2 separate regions of the Mus musculus genome follow, and region 1 is linked to region 2. The links are chromatin loops, found by intact Hi-C in ENCODE. Cell type or tissue: left cerebral cortex. All regions are shown on one strand.

Region 1 (8,000 bases), 820 kb before region 2:
TGTTTTTGTACCTGAGGGCTTGAGCAGACTCTGTGACCACTGGGTGGGAGATTGGGGGATGTGGCCCCACCCCTCTGCTAGGGGCCTCAGTGTCTTCATGCATGCTGCCTCTTATATGTGGTCCCCGTATGAAACACCAGTGTTTTGTGCCATGGCTAAGGAGCTGACCTGGGTGTGAGGGACTGACCCTGTGGTCTGCTAGGATGTGACTAAGAGGCTCTGAAGACAAGGAGGCCTCTGCCTTTGCCTTGGGGGCAAATGTGTGCCATTTTTTGTGCAAATGTTGTGGCTGCCACAAACTGTCCACTTGTCCCCTGGGGATGTACAGCATGCCCTTCCCTGCCCTCCCTGAGCCTTGGAAGCTGACCTGCCTACAGAGGTATTTAGCTGTACAGAGCCTCACATCTGAGGGGAAATGGAAGGTGCAAGAGCCTCCCGACAGCAGCACCTCTGAGAAGGTGGTCTGGCCCCAGGGTTCACTGAAGCAGCCTGGAGGACTGTGGGCAGACTGCTCTGGGTTGAAGCTTTCATGCAGGTTTCCTTTAGAGGCTGTTACATAGACTCAGTGACCAAACCTCTAGCCAAACCAAAAGGCTAGCCTAGCTTCACACCAACAGCAGCAGGCATGTGTGATGTGAACCTCAGCTGGGCTCATGGGCTGCATCTAGTAGAGTGTTCTTTGCTGGGGACCAGCCTCATGTGATTTGCTTCCTCCTCTCCCTGGGAGTCACAGCCTATGACAAAATTCTGTGACTTTGGCTCTGGCAGTTAGAAGAACTTCTGAGCCTTTAATACCCAGGGTGTGCTCTGGCCCTGTGTGGCTGGAAGAAATAGATTGTCAGTCTGTCCATTGAAGCTTTCCCTTTTTGTTCTCTTTTAGGATTCTGTGTCACTGAGACCTTCCATCCGATTTGAAGGAAGCCAAGGGGTGAGTGTTCCCTGTCCTGACACATATGAGCTATGGGAGAGGGAGGGCCTGACCATCTCTGAGTTGTTCCAAGCCAGGCTCCTACGCCCAGTGAAGGCCATGTGTGAGAGGAGGGTGGTCATCTGGAAGTAATCCTTGGGGTGCCCTCTCAAAGGTGGATGCCATTCCAAACCCGAGGTGTAAAGCACACCCACCCATCCTCACCACCTTGTGGATCTTGTGAGGGAGAGTTGTTCTTGCACTGAAAATCCTCCTGTCAGCCTCCTGAGTCGCTGGGTTGCTTGTCTGTGCCCAGTCCTATCTAAATAACTTTTTATTTGAAGTTGCTGCCTCACCACTGGCCTGTTCAGTGCCCTCTAGCCCATGAGATGAGGTGGCTGTGGTGCATTCCCTGTGTCTCTTAGGGCTCTGGGGCTATGTGCATGTCTGAGTGGGAAAAGTCATCTTGGCCACTGGCCCCTCCTGGGCATTGGCCATGGGGCTGCAGTCCCCAGGTCAGGCTGGGTGGGGCACTAGTGTTTCCATCTCTCTCCTGAGGGTGCCAAGATCCTACAGGTCAGCTCTTACATCTGCCTGTGAGCGGTAACCAGAAACATGGCATGCTTCAGCTGCCCACATAGCCTACAGTTGCTGGACCATGAAGCCCTAGGAAACACAGCCATTAAGGATAGCTTCATCCCTGTTTTACTCCAGGTTCTCTAGAGAACCAGAACCAATAGTGTATGCATAGACAAAAGGGATTTATTAGAATGTCTCTCAGGCTGTGGTGCAGCTGGTCCTCCAATGGCTGTCTGCTAGTGAAGACCCAACAGTCTAGCAGTTGTTCAGTCCATGAGACTGGATGTCTCAGCTTCTCCTTAGCAGGCACCATAATCCTGAAGAAGTAGGCTCTGATGCCAGTGAAGGAGCAGACTTGCTAGATAGAGCAGAGCAAGGGCAAGCAGGCAAAGTGTCCCTTCTCTCATGTCCTTCACCTAGGCTGCAGGCAGAGGGCCCAGGGTAAAGGTGGATTCTACCCACATCAGAGATCTGGGCTAAAAGTGCATCTTCCCACTTCAAATGACTCAATCAAGGAAAACCTTCCTTATAGGTGTACCCAAATACGTTGGTTTTAGTTAATTTTAGATGTAGTCAAGTTGGTGAGCAAGAATAGACATCACAGTCCCATAATCGTGGCCAATGAACAATGGGTTTATTCTACAAGAGTCGTACCAGCCTTGTCTTTTACCACTTCTGTGCTTTGGTCAGAGGCCACAGCTCATTTGTGTGTAGTGAGGGAACGGAACCCATAGCAGCAAGCCCCAGGCATTAGCCCTTAGTACAATACTACATCACTTGTCATCCTAGGCTGGCTCCAAACTCATGGTTCTTCTGCCTCAGCCTCCTTTAGAACATGCCACCTGTTAAGGGTCTTGATGTCACACACCACTGGGATGGATATCTGGTATCCTTTTGCCTCTGCAGTCAATATAGCCAGAGCCCAACTCTAGGAGCCTATGATGTTCAGCACAGACCTAGTGCATGCCACTTGATGATGGCCACCCAGGACCTTGGTGTCAGTAGAGTCCCAGAAGCAGTGCCTTGGCATGGGTCTCATACTCATACCCCAGGCCCCTGTAACATTTGCCTGTGTGCCCTGCTCCTTCATAGACCTTGAGCTGGACCATCCTTGGTCTCTGGCTGTATGGGCATTGAAGCTGCAGCCTCTAAGCAATAGTAACTACTGCCTGGCTGACCCTATGATGAACAATACTTGGTGTCTGTGGCTATGTAACATGGTTCAACCTGAGTGCACCACCCATGTTTGCAGCTGGTGAGGCAGGATGGTCAGAGACTGAGATGTTGTCCGAGTGTCTAGAGTCAGGGACTGTAGAAGGACTTGGATTGCCACTGGGCATGCCTGTTGTACTGTCTTTTAGGACAGTGTTTCTCAAATTTCCTAACACTACAGCCCTTTAATCCAGTTCCTCATGGTGTGGTGACCCCCAACCATAAAATTATTTCCGTTGCTACTTCATAACTGTGATAAATGGTAATGTAGCTATCTGTTTTCTGATGGTCCTAAGTGACCCCTTGTGAAAGAGTTGTTCCTCCTCCAAAGGTTATCAGGACCCACAAGCTGAGCAGACAGGGACCGCATAAGGAAGGATGTGGAAAATTCCAAAATGTTCAGGACCAGTGTTAGCTTAGTGGAGAGGCTGGGCAGGCTGCCCAAAGGGACAGTGTGGGGAGGGGAAGGAAGCCAAATCCCCCGTGTGTTCTCTGAGACCTGCTGAGATCAAGATTAGGCCAATGCAGACAGTGGGCGTCCCTGCAGCACTCTTGGGTGTGTAGGCTCCTGGGTGTGTCTTGAAGACCAAGGGCCACACAACCTCAAAAGCATTCCTTGTTTGCTTTTGTTTTGTTGGTCTCATACTCATACTCATAGTTGGTTTTCTTGAGACAGGGTTTCGCTGTGTACTCCCTGTGTCCTGGAACTCACTCTGTAGACCAGACTGGCTCAGAGATGCTCCTGCCTCTGCCTGCTGGGATTAAAGGCATGAGCCACCATGCCCTGCCCGGCAATGTGTTAATTTCTTTGAAACAGAATTCATGTGGTGGCTAGCCTTGTTAGCCCTGTTTGGTTTTTTAAGATTTAATTTCAGGGCAGGAAATATGTTCCAGCAGTTTAGAGCAGTAGCTGTTATTGCAGAGGACTCAACTTAGGTTCCCAGCACCTACATAGTGAGCAGCAGCGAGACTCATCCAGGGCACCCGTGCCCTCTCCTGAGCTCACGCACCAGCACACCTGTGATACACAGGCACACAGACAGGCAAAGCACTGGTGCCCAGAAAATAAATCATTTAAATTTTACTTTTTTCTTTTTGTTTTTGTTTTGTTTTTAATTTGGAGATCTCACTGAATTATTATGGCAGGCCTTGAATTTTTTTTTTTTTTTTTGAGACAGGGTTTCTCCCTGGCTGTCCTGGAACTCACTCTGTAGACCAGGCTGGTCTCAGAGATCTGCCAGCCTCCGCCTCCCACGTGCTAGGATTAAAGGTGTGCGTCACCACGCCCAGCCAAATTTTTTCTTTTTAAAAATAGTTATTTTTGTGTCCGGTCTCTGGAACTGAAGTTACAGATGGTTTTGAGCCATCCTGTGGTTGCTGGAAATGGAACATAGGTCCTCTGAGCCATCTCTCCAACCCTAAAGTGTGTGTGTGTGTGTGTGTGTGTGTGTGTGTGTGTGTGTGTGTGTGTGTGTGTGTTGTGTGTGTGTTGTGTGTGTTGTGTGTGTATGTGTGTTGTGTGTGGTGTGTGTGTGTGTGTGTGTTGTGTGTGTTGTGTGTGTGTGTGTGTGTGTGTGTGTTTTGTTTTAGTTATTGTTGTTGAGACAGGGTTCCTCTGTGCAGTCCTGCCTGTTCTGGATCAATACACCAGACTGGCCTCAAACTCAACAGAGATCCTCTAGCCTTTGCCTCTGGAGTGCTAGGATTAAAGATGTTTATCACCACCCCCTAGTTTATTTCTTATTTTTAATTGTGAGTATATGTCTTGGGAGAGGTGGTTGTTCACAAGCTGAGTCCAGAAAAGGGTGTTGGATCCTCTGGACCTGGAGGTACAGGCGCATGTGAGCTGCCATATAGGTGCTCAGAACTGAACTTGGATGCTCTGTAAGAGCAGTGAGTGCTCTCACCTTCTGAGCCATGTGCCCAGCCTTACTGCTTCTTGTTTTAAACTAAGAAATACTGCTTAAAACACTTCTCAACTGTTCCCTGCCCCACCTTAGTTCCCATGGAAGACCCCTTCCCTTCCCACAGGTCATCTTGAACCAGGATTACAGTGAAAGCTAAAAGGGCTCTGTGTGAGGCCAGTGCCCCTGGTAACCACACCCCAGAGCAGCAGGGTGGCCCCCAGGCCTGGGTCCTCAGACCACCCACACTCCTCAGACAACCTAGAGCCAAGCTGTCACTGGGGCTGGAAGCAATCCACAGGACAACTGGAACCCTACCTAGAAGTGGCAACTGCATTGCCTGCCATCCTAGACATGAGCAGGCCCTGAGCCACACCATCAGGTTATGCTGCCACTACCCACTGGACAACTGAAACATTCACCATGGCAAATCCTGCTCCCTTTGAACCCTGGCCCTGAGTAGCTCCCCTACCTGTCACCTCCACTGTGGCCTAGATGATATGGCGTCAGCACCCTGTATGCCCTGTCCCTAGCGGTACAAAGCTACCTTTCTAAGCCTCAGTCAGAGCCCCCAACAGTGAGTGGTACATGGTGCCCTGCCTGAGCCTGTGTGAGATCTTTTGTAGAGCCCAGGTGTCCACCCAGATCAGGACATTAGCAAGGAGTCTAACTGTCACTGGGTGTGACAGTAGCCACATGTATCTCAGGGCTTGTGTCAAGGGAGTGTCAACTCCAACCCAAGCCTGAAATATATGCCAGAGTCAGGTGGCATGGAGGCTCCACATGCTGGGCATACTCAGAAACTCCTTGCAGTTCCTGCGCCCATAGCCAGGTGCCTGCTTCCTGATGCCAATTAGCCCAGCAAAGTGCTAAAGCCATACCGGGAAGGACAGTCAGGACCTTAGTAGGTAGAATGAATCTGAATGGCATTGCCTTCACGGCTTCTTGCAGGCTGCAGTGTGTGTATGTGTGTGTGCATGTCTGTGCTATGTGCCTGTGATTGGTGTGTGTGTACACCTTACTCCTGGGTGAGGTTTGAGAGGCAGGCTAGGGTCTGACTTATTAGATCCTGGGTGCACACACACACACACACACACACACACACACACACACACACACACACACACACACACACTTTAGGGTTGGAGAGATGGCTCAGAGGACTTATTAGATCCTGGGTGCAGACCACCCTGTCCCTTTCTAGAGCTGATGAAAGCATCTGGGGCTGAAGTTGGGTTCAGTGGGTAGACACTTGTCTTGCAGCATTCCTGAGATCTCTGAGCTTCATCCCCAGTGCCAAGCAAACCAGATGTGGTACACATGTGTCATCCCAAACCTGAAGAAGCGGACTCAGGACAAACAGGAGTTCAAGGTTAACCTAGGCCACATTGTTGAGTTTGAGTTCTGGGTAGGCTAGGGACCCTATCTCAAAAGACAAACACATTTAAGCTAGGAGGTGGTAGTGGATCCTAGTACTGGAGAGGCAGAGGCAGGTGGATTTCTATTAGCTTGATGCCAACCAGGCCTACAGAGAGTTCCAGGACAGACAAGACTACACAAAGACCCCCTGTCTCACAACACACACACACATGCACCACATGCATTTGCATTAAGGCAGACATAGGTGGTGGGGACCTTTCCCATTTGGTATGGAGGCTGTGCAGACATAGGGTGGGGTGTACTGTGTCTGTAGGCATGTTAGGCTAGAAAGGCTACAAGCTGTCCTGGTGGCTGCTCTTGCTGCTGGATGAGCTTTACCTGCATGGATGTTCCAGATGTTCCAGTGCAGGTACACTGGCCAGGCAGAAAGCCTGAGTGGCATATAGCCCCAAATAATGGTGTCTCCAGAGCCCAGTGGCTGGGCTGAGCTCTTTTTTTTTTTTTTTAATTTATTTATTTATTATATGTAAGTACACTGTAGCTGTCCTCAGACACTCCAGAAGAGGGAGTCAGATCTCGTTAGGGATGGTTGTGAGCCACCATGTGGTTGCTGGGATTTGAACTCCTGACCTTCGGAAGAGCAGTCGGGTGCTCTTACCCACTGAGCCATCTCACCAGCTCCCTGGGCTGAGCTCTTATGTTGCTTAAGTGACCATCTTGTCCTTTTATGCCAGAAGGTGCCAAAGAGGAAGGTGCCCATGTGTCCCTACTATGCAGGTTGCATGTTGTAACCAGTGCTTGGCATCTGTGAGTGTGGCTTGTACTGCAGCTTCCCCATGCCAAGAACCGCAGTGACACCTCTCTCCCTACAGCACATCTCTATACCCCAGCCTGACTGCCCAGAGGAGGTGCGGGCCTTCTCCTTCTACCTCTCCAATATTGGCCGCGACAGCCCTCAGGGCAGCTTTGATTGCATCCAACAATATGTATCCAGGTAAGTCTACCTGCCCTCAGGCCCCCAGGGACCCCAAAACTACCACAGCTAGACTGCTGCCTCTCTTCCGGTGTAGGTTGGCATGGCGTGGCTCGAGAAACACCCTAATGGCAAAACTTCCTCTTGTTTTACAGCTATGGGGATGTACACCTGGACTGCCTGGGCAGCATCCAGGACAAGGTCACGGTGTGTGCTACTGATGACTCCTACCAGAAAGCACGACAGAGCATGGCACAGGCAGAGGAGGAGACTCGGAGCCGAAGTGCCATCGTCATTAAGGCTGGAGGCCGATACATGGGTGAGTGGCAAGCAGCAGGCTGGATCAGAGGTAGCTGGAGCAGAAGCTTGGGCACGTGCTCCCTAGGCAGGGGATATCTGTCCAGCCTCAAAGGGCGGGAGGCTGGGGGCTGTGGCTGCAGGTGCCATGGGAGCCCCAAGTGAGACAGAGCCCTGAGTGAGCCACCCTCTCGCAGCTCTTGGCCTTGCTGATCTTCATCAGAGAGGTACAGAGGTATGGGTAGGTCAAGGCCCTGCTTAGTTGTTCTCCAGCTCTTCCTAGCTATTCCTTCATAGGCCACTGTGGCCACAACTGCAGACTGGAAGGTGAGTGAACACTGGTAACATGGGGTCAGTCCATTAATCAAGTGTTCCCAGGGAAGGAAACGGGCCTGTCTTATCTTTATGAGGTTTTTAATTTTTTTTTTAAAGATTTATTTATTTATTATATGTAAGTACACTGTAGTTGTCTTCAGATACACCAGAAGAGGGCATCAGATCTCATTACGGGTGGTTGTGAGCCACCATGTGGTTGCTGGGATTTGAACTTCAGACCTTCGGAAGAGCAGTCGGGTGCTCTTACCCACTGAGCCATCTCACCAGCCCTTAATTTTTTTTTTTTTTTGATAGTGTGTATATGTGTGTATATTCTCTCTCTCTCTCTCTCTCTCTCTCTCTCTCTCTCTCTCTCTCTCTCTCTCTCTCCCTCTCTCCCTCCCCCGCCCCCGCCATCTCTCTCTTTCTTTTT
Region 2 (8,000 bases):
CTCCCAAGTAGTTGAGATTTCAAGTGTGCCCACTACATTCAGGAGAATTCATTTTTGTTGTTGTGAGAAGTCTCTGAAAGCTGTGCTAAGCCACGCCCCTAGCCCCTCATTGGAGGATTCTAGGCTGTCACTCTACCCCCCCCAGTCACGCCCACAGCCCTGACTGGAGGATTCTGTATCCCTACTTGTCCTAGTTTTGTTTTGAGACATTTGCCTATCTCGTCAAAGCTAGTGTTAAACTGTGATCCTCTCATCTGAGCCTCTGAAGTCCTTATCATTACAGGCTTGTCCCACCATATCTGGGTTTAACATCACCCATAATCTGTAGGTTTCTGGTCACCTCCACTAAACGCCCCGGGCCACTTCACCCCTCCTCCACCTTCAGGATTATGGTCCACCGCCAGACTGTTCCGCTCACAGTCATCAGATGGCACAAGTGAACGCCTGCAGCAGGTCAGTTCCCCTCAGAATCCACCACACACCAGAGCACACTAGCTTTCAACACCCTGCATACTGTGGCCTTCCCCCACGCGCCTTCATCTCTCCCACTCTGTTCCAGCCACAGTGATCTCAGGATCTGTGGTGGTTCGTGTGAACTTGACATCAACTGGAATCATTTTGGAAGAGGGACCACAATTGAGAAAATGCTCCCCGAAATGGACCTGTGGACACTTTTCTGATTGACAATTGATGGGGAGGGAGGGGCCAGCCCATTGTGGGTGGTGCCATCCCTGGGCTGTTGGTCCTGGTTCTATAAGAAAGCAGGCTGAGCAAGCCATAGGGAGCAAGCCAGTAAGCAGCATCCCTCCATGCCTTGAGGTTCCTGCCCGAGCTTCCCTCAGTGATGGAGTGTGGCCTGAGAGTCTTAAGATGAAATAAATCTCTTCCTCCCCAGTTGCTTTTGGTTGAGGTGTTTTATTACAGCAATAGAAACCCTAAAATAAGTCTGGCATAGCTCACACCTTTAATCCCAGCACTGGGAAAGCAGAGGCAGGTGGATCTCTGTGATTTTGAGGCCACCCTAGTCTACCCTAGTAAGTTCAGGACAGCCAGGGCTCTGTTACACAGAGAAATTCTGTATCCGAAAAAACGAAAAATAAAAAACACCCCCCAAGACAGGATTAGTGTGTGTGTTTGTGTGTGTGTGTAGTGCAACTGACATAGGTAGGGTCTGTAATCCAGGCTAGCCTTGGACTCAGTCTACAGCTGAGAACAAAGTTGGTCTTAGCCAGGGCTCACCTGAGTGGAGACTGTCCCTCTTGGACTTCCTGAGTGTTAAGATCATGGGGTGCAGCCTGCCTGTCTTCCTTGCTCTCCCTCTCACTGTGCTGTCTCTGTTGGTCACTTCCTTGGCACATCTGTCACTGTTCCACATCAGTGTGTCTGCTCCCAAGGCTGGATCTGCCTCTTCCCCAGTCACCAGCTTACCTGTCTCTGCAGAGTCTCCTTCTCTGCCTGGGCGTCCTGCAGTGAAGCCTGAGTGCATGCCAGCTCATCCTCCCGGTTGCACAGGGCTAGCCGCAGCCAGGCGTTCCTCTCTATGAGGCGAGCAGCCTCCTGCTGTCCAGGTCCTGCGTCTTCTTTCTCATCACCAAAGGGCCCCGGAGCCCCCTGGTCTCTGTCTTCTGCTTCCACTGACTTTGGAAAGCTTAGCGAGTGGTGGCGCAAGGCAGCTACAACTGCCTCAAGGGAGCTCAGCCTGCACTGCAAGGTCTCATACACACTGGGTACTGATATCTCAGCAGGGCCACTATCCAGGGGGGCTTCTTGCAGGACCTGGTGGGCTTCCACCTCAGGCTCGCACTGTTCTTCTGGGCTCAAGGATAGAACCGCATGGGATCCCACATCACAACCCTCCTTGATCCTGTGAAGATAGTGGGGGAACCCCAGCCACCTGAGGCTCAGAAGAGACCTGGAGGGCTAACCCTAGGGTCGCTAGGAAGGTAGAGTAGGGAATGAGCGGCATGGCTGGAGGATAAACAGGAAGAGGAGAGAGGCAGGCAGCAGAGGCAATGGGCAGGTGAGTGGCAGGAGGCAGCTTTGTGCAGGGGGGGTGTTGGGGTGTTGGGCTAGAATATAGGGTACATACTAAATGCATCCTACCAGTTCCTTGGGCTCTGAAGGCCAGGACCAAGGTATTCCTGATGCAGCTCAGGTTTAGTCTCGAAGCGTCCATTGTTGGCATCTACTTCCTCTGAGCTCTCAGCTACAGGGTCTAGCTCCCCCTGTGAATGAACCCCGTTTCCCCCCAACACACACACACAGTCTCTTGGCCATCATATCCAGCTCCACCTGTGGAGGACTCCCCTACACCACCACGGGCTCTGAGCCTAGCAGGCCTGGGTTCCCAGGATCCATGGGACTGAGTGTGGCAGGAAGAGGGGCACACTTACAGGCAGAGGATGCCTCCCTCGACGGCTTCGGGGCCGTGTGGCCCGGGCACTCATTGCCTCTGTCACTACAGTCTGCTTTCAGTTCTTGCCTTCGTCACCTTAGAATCCTTGTTTTTTGTTTTTTTGTTTCCTGTAGGATTTTTGGGGTGTCTACTCCGATTGACACATTTAAATATTCATATACCTCTCCAATAGTGCCCACTAACTATCTACTTGTTCCTTACTCCCCCATCCCCCATCTCTACTGGGCATTCTTCTCCCCTCAGCTGTCTGAAGGCGTTTCTCTTATCTGTGCCCCACCCCCCATAGAAGCATTGGGTAGGGACCCTAAAATCCTCTTTCTTCCTACGGCTCTTAGCATCAAACTCCCTCACCCTGGGGGTTGACCCTGCTGCGCTCTTCTCTGCTTCTCCAGAGCACCTTGGGAAAGGCCTGAGATCCAGGGCATATCTCAAGCCATTCTGGCCACTGGCTACTGAGGCTGCGATAGCCAAAAGTGGCCCGGGAGGGGCTGGGAAACAGGAAGCCCCCCTACCCTGATCACATGGACAGTTATTGTTTCGTTTCCTTCTCCAGGATGCCGGCTTCCTCCAGAACGGGAGGAGGATGGAGGACCAGGACCTTTGTCCCGCTCTAAAGATATCAGTATCCCCTTACCCGAGGCCAAACCTTCCATTTTCATTTTGGATTTTTTGTGTCCCCTGTTCACCAGGACTCGCTCTAATGTGAAGGTCTTTGTGTGTGTGTGTGTGTGTGTGTGTGTGTGTGTGTGTGTGTGTGTGTGTTTCTAAAACCAAAAAAAAACCAAAACTGTAGGAGTTGGCTTCAGCATTTGCACAGCTTTTATTTTTCATTACTTTGCTTTACTCATCTTTGTCTGTGGTGGTCCTACTTGTCTCCGAGATCGAACTCAGGCCCCTCAGGATTGGTGGCAAGAGCCTGCACCTGCTCAGTAGCCCACAACGTTTCTCTTCAATGAGTCTGAACTGCTGCATCAGGCGGTTGGAGGCACTGGCAACAATAAGCTTGTCCACAGTGTGTCTGCTGCCTTCTTTACTTTTTCTTTACATTTTAGTTTTTATACAGCGTCTCATTTAGCCCAGCCTGGTCTAAACGCCCGATCTTCGTCTCCGGGTCTCTGGAGTGTTGGGATGACAGGTGTGCACCACCAGTCCTCATCAAGGTACTAGTGAATGAATGCCAACCTAAGTTACATAAGTAACTGAGAAGGCCTTTGGCAAGTCCAAGCCAAGTCCTACCCCGTCAATCATCAAACGGCCCCGCCCAGCTCAGGCTTCTGTCCTATTTCAGCAGAAGCCTTGAGAACCATAGCGTGATTAAACCGGAACTACAAATTACGCCCAATTTTGCTTCTATCCACCACAGATCACACCCACTCCCAGTATTACCCATCTTCAGCCCCATTCCAGCCACTCCAAGCCACACCCCCAGAACGCCTCAGCCTATCAGCTTCCATGTCCCGAGGGCCACTGAACTACATTTCCCAGAAGGTGTCTCGGCAGCGCCGCACAAACTTCCGGCCAGGAAGATGGCGGCTTCCTAGAGTCCTGATTGACTGGCCGCGGTGCCCAGGCTACAGAGTGGAACCTGCGGCACTGTGAACGCGCGTGAGCTTTGTGTCGCCGTGGTCTAACTTCGACCCGGATTGCTGTAGCTCCAGGTTCGTTCTTCTTGAGGACTTAGGGGTGGGGGATTCGAGGTCCCGAGATGCCACCCCTAAAACCGCGCATCCATCGCAGGGTCACTTGGGCTTCCTGTGTTTCCCTAGGGACCGGACCGGCGCCGCCTCAGGGGAAAAGTAGTTTTGGGAAACTTCAACTGTATCTTTTCGGCTCCACAAACCAAGTCTCCCAGGTGTGGGAGCCACTGGAGGCCTTAATGGGTCGAATACCCAGTGACCAGGCAACTGGGGTGTTCGTCCTGTGTAAACAGCGGAAAGCTAAGGATGAACAGCAGTTCAGTTGGAACAGTGCTTGTGGCTCAGTTGGTAAAGAGTTTGCCTAGCTTGCATGAGGCCCTGGGTATCCGTCCCTAGCACCACCTAAACTATGTGCGGCGGTGTACTCCGGCACTTGGAAGGTGAATACAGAAGTACCCGGCCATTATAAGCCGTATAGTTTTAGAGTTAGAGTGCAGCCTGGGCCACATGGAGCTGTCACAAACAAAAAAGAAAACGAAAAAACTTACTTCACCTGAGGGTGGTTTCTGGACACACTGTCTTATGGTAGCATTCTGTAGCCCTCAGAGACTCCTGTGCGTAAGGGGCTCGTGCCCATCTTCTGTCTTCCTAGTAACCATTGTCTTTACAAACTCTTAAGGCAGGATCCTGGCTTCCACTATCCCCCCTTCATCTAACCACTCGGGAACCATGGAGGTGGCAGAGGCGAACAGCCCCACGGAGGAGGAGGAAGAGGAGGAAGAAGAAGGAGAGGAGACGATATCAGAGCCCAGGCCTCACACTCGATCCAATCCAGAGGGGGCTGAGGACCGGGCCCTGGGAGCTCAAGCCAGTGTGGGCAGCCGCAGCGAGGGCGAGGGTGAGGCAGCCACTGCAGATGGCGGGGCAGCCAGTGTCCCAGGAGCCGGGCCTAAGCCCTGGCAAGTACCAGCATCAGCATCTGAGGTCCAGATTCGAACACCAAGGGTCAACTGTCCAGAGAAGGTGGTATGTGAGGGTCTTGGCTGGAGATGTAGGGGATGGAGACCCTCAGACAGGCCACTCCTCTAAATTGCTGCCTCAGTTTTCTATAGGTTCCATGAACATCACACACTTGGTAGCTTAAACGTCACTGAATTTAGATTCTTGTTTTTATTTATTTATTTATTTATTTATTTATTTATTTATTTATTTTTATTTTGTGGCACCTGGACTTCCATTTGTGCTATAGCCATTCCCCCTCCATTCTAGGCAGAGGCTCCACCCCTGAGCCCTTTTTGAGCTCTGCTGGCTAGGACCCACCCAATCTGTAATAACTGTAATGGCTGTAGTCTGGTTTGGTCCTGTACTCTCTTTCTTCTCTTTATGTTTCAGATCATCTGTCTGGATCTTTCGGAGGAGATGTCTGTGCCAAAGCTGGAGTCCTTTAATGGGTACTGTGGCATTGAGTTTGGACATAGGCAGCTCAGAATGCATAGGGTCATTCCTCCACCCAGTAGGATTCAGGTGTTCGTGACACTGACACTTCCAAGGCTGTGTCCATATGTATGACACTCTTAGGAGCCAACCCTAGCTGGCCTCAAGGTGATGGGCTAGGCCACTGTCTAGCTCGTGAAGCTTTGTGTGTACCCCTGGCAGCCTGGGGTATCAGGTGTTACATCTGGACTGGCCTTGGCTCAGGAGCCAGTGGCACACACTTGCCATTATAGCGCTGATGGAGGCAGAGATGGAGGCATCAGGAGTTCAGGGTCCACCTTTGCAATGCAGCTTGTGCTCTAGAGTGTGTTTGAGGCTAGCCTACACTACACAGTGAGTTTGAGGCTAACCTGGTGTATATTGGTGTTCTATATATGAGTGAGACATATTAGAGTGGCTCTCAGGCTGTGGTGCAGCTGGTCCTCCAATGACTGTCTGCCAGCGGAAGACCCAACAGTCCAGCAGTTGTTCAGTCCATGAGACTGGATGTCTCAGCTTCTCCTTAGCAGGCACCATAATCATGAAGAAGTAGGCTCTGATGCCAGTGAAGGAGCAAACTTGCTAAATAGAGCAGAGCAAGGGCAAGCAAGCAAAGTGTCCCTTCTCTCATGTCCTTCACCTAGGCTGCAGGCAGAGGGCCCAGGGTAAAGGTGGATTCTACCCACATCAGAGATCTGGGCTAAAAGTGCATCTTCCCACTTCAAATGATTTAATTAAGAAAAAAATCCCTCTGGGCAGTGGTGGCGCACGCCTTTAATCCCAGCACTTGGGAGGCAGAGGCAGGTGGATCTCTGAGTTCAAGGCCAGCCTGGTCTACAAAGTGAGTTTCAGGACAGCCAGGGCTACACAGAGAAACCCTGTCTCGAAAAAGAAAAAGAAAAAGAAAAAAAAAAAAATCCCTCACAGGTGTGCCCAGCCACTTGGGTTTTAGTTAATGCCAGATGTTGTCTAGTTGGCAACCAACACTGTCACACCTGGCTTTCGGCACCCTGCTGATATTATCTGACCTCTGTCATCTGACCTCCCTCTCAGCTCTAGGACAAACGCCCTGAATGTGTCTCAGAAGATGGTTGAGATGTTTGTTCGCACAAAGCACAAGATTGACAAGAGCCACGAATTTGCACTGGTTGTAGTGAATGACGACTCCGCCTGGGTAAGGGGGGTGGGGGGGAACACAGGGACTCTGGTGGACCTCAGGACTGGGACCCAGCACCAAAGTCTTGACTTTCCCATAGCTGTCTGGCCTGACCTCTGACCCACGTGAGCTCTGCAGCTGCCTGTATGACCTGGAGACGGCGTCCTGCTCCACCTTCAGTATCCTTGTCACTGTCCCCAGCCCTACTTCAGTGACGATGCAGTGGGGCCTCAGTAGTACTGTGGGATCCCTGCAACACACAGCCCAAGTTGTGCAGCCAATCCCCAAAAAATACAAACCCGGGAATCAGTGTTTTCCTTGAGAGTAACACTACAGAGCTTCAGAACCATGCCTTCAACTCCCCCCTCCAACTCGCCTCTCTCCCTTCTTCCACCTCCCCCCTTTCCCCCCCCCGCCTCTCCTCCCTGTCTCCCCTTCCCCTGCCTCTCTCTCATGTTTATGAGTGCTATATCTGCATATATGTACCAGAGTCATCAGGTCCAAGTATAGATGGTTGTGAACCTTCATATGGTTGCTGAGAATTGAACTCAGGACTGTGGAAGAGCAGTCAGTGTTCTTAGCCACTGAGCCATGTCTCTAGCACTGCCCTATAATTCTTTCATTTTTTTTTTAAAGATTTTATTTATTTATTTTTTTATATATATGATGAGTACGCTGTTCAGAGACACCAGAAGAAGGCCCCAGATCCCATTACAGATGGTTGTGAGCCACCATGTGGTTGCTGGGAATTGAACTCAGGACCTCTGGAAGAGCAGTCAATGCTCTTACCGCTGAGCCATCTCTCCAGCCCAATTCTTTCATTTTCAATATTTATTGATTGAGATAGGATCTCTCTCATTATACAGCTGTCTTGGAACTTACCCTGGACCAGGCTAGCTTCAAATTCACAGAGCTCAACTTGCCTCTGCCTTCCAAGTGCTGGGGTTAAAGTCATGTGCCACCACCCGACATCAAATATGTAATTAATATATTTTTGAGATTATTTCTCCTGTAGCTGAGGCTGGTCTTGAGTTCACAGTGTAACTAAGGATGAATGGCCTTGAGCCTCTGGTCTGTCTGCTTCCACCTCCTACAGTGTTGGCATGAGGGTGTGTTGAGCACACTGAGTAGCTACATGCGTGCTGAGCAAGTGCTCTAGTGACTGAGCCCAAGTCCCAGCAAACTGGGATCACAAATGGAGTATTCCATGTGTGGCATTCTAGGTGGAGTCACATTCAAAACCCACCACAGGGAGGTGCTGGGGTACAGGAGTGTCAGCCCAGAGCTGAGGCAAGAGGGTTAGAAGTTCCAAGCCAGC

Evidence for each region. Peaks named below come from ENCODE experiments on the same cell type or tissue, not always from the same donor. Only the 100,000 strongest peaks of a DNase experiment are listed, where the experiment ranks them.
Region 1: a loop joins it to region 2, with 10 times the contacts of the local background. A loop is called at or near these places in 4 of 42 quality-filtered maps.

The regions. Positions count from the first base shown.
Region 1 is chr8:70,571,983-70,579,982 of GRCm38, forward strand. Ell (elongation factor RNA polymerase II) reads left to right here. Exons shown (of 12, transcript NM_007924.2): 2 at 881-928; 3 at 6,855-6,976; 4 at 7,111-7,274. Among named protein-coding and RNA genes, the nearest start is that of Isyna1, 18 kb to the right of the region's middle. In left cerebral cortex, no CTCF peak of the experiment used is centred here; a DNase peak (open chromatin) is centred at 3,171; H3K27ac peaks cover 1,354 bases.
Region 2 is chr8:71,392,947-71,400,946 of GRCm38, forward strand. It overlaps Ushbp1 (USH1 protein network component harmonin binding protein 1), which reads right to left and starts at 2,855. Exons shown (of 13, transcript NM_181418.3): 1 at 2,768-2,855; 2 at 2,394-2,523; 3 at 2,104-2,225; 4 at 1,429-1,864. The coding sequence starts at 2,447. Babam1 (BRISC and BRCA1 A complex member 1) reads left to right here and starts at 3,909. Exons shown (of 9, transcript NM_026636.2): 1 at 3,909-4,074; 2 at 4,733-5,079; 3 at 5,446-5,504; 4 at 6,580-6,700; 5 at 6,783-6,861. The coding sequence starts at 4,783. In left cerebral cortex, no CTCF peak of the experiment used is centred here; DNase peaks (open chromatin) are centred at 83 and 3,837; H3K4me3 peaks cover 2,856 bases; H3K27ac peaks cover 2,042 bases.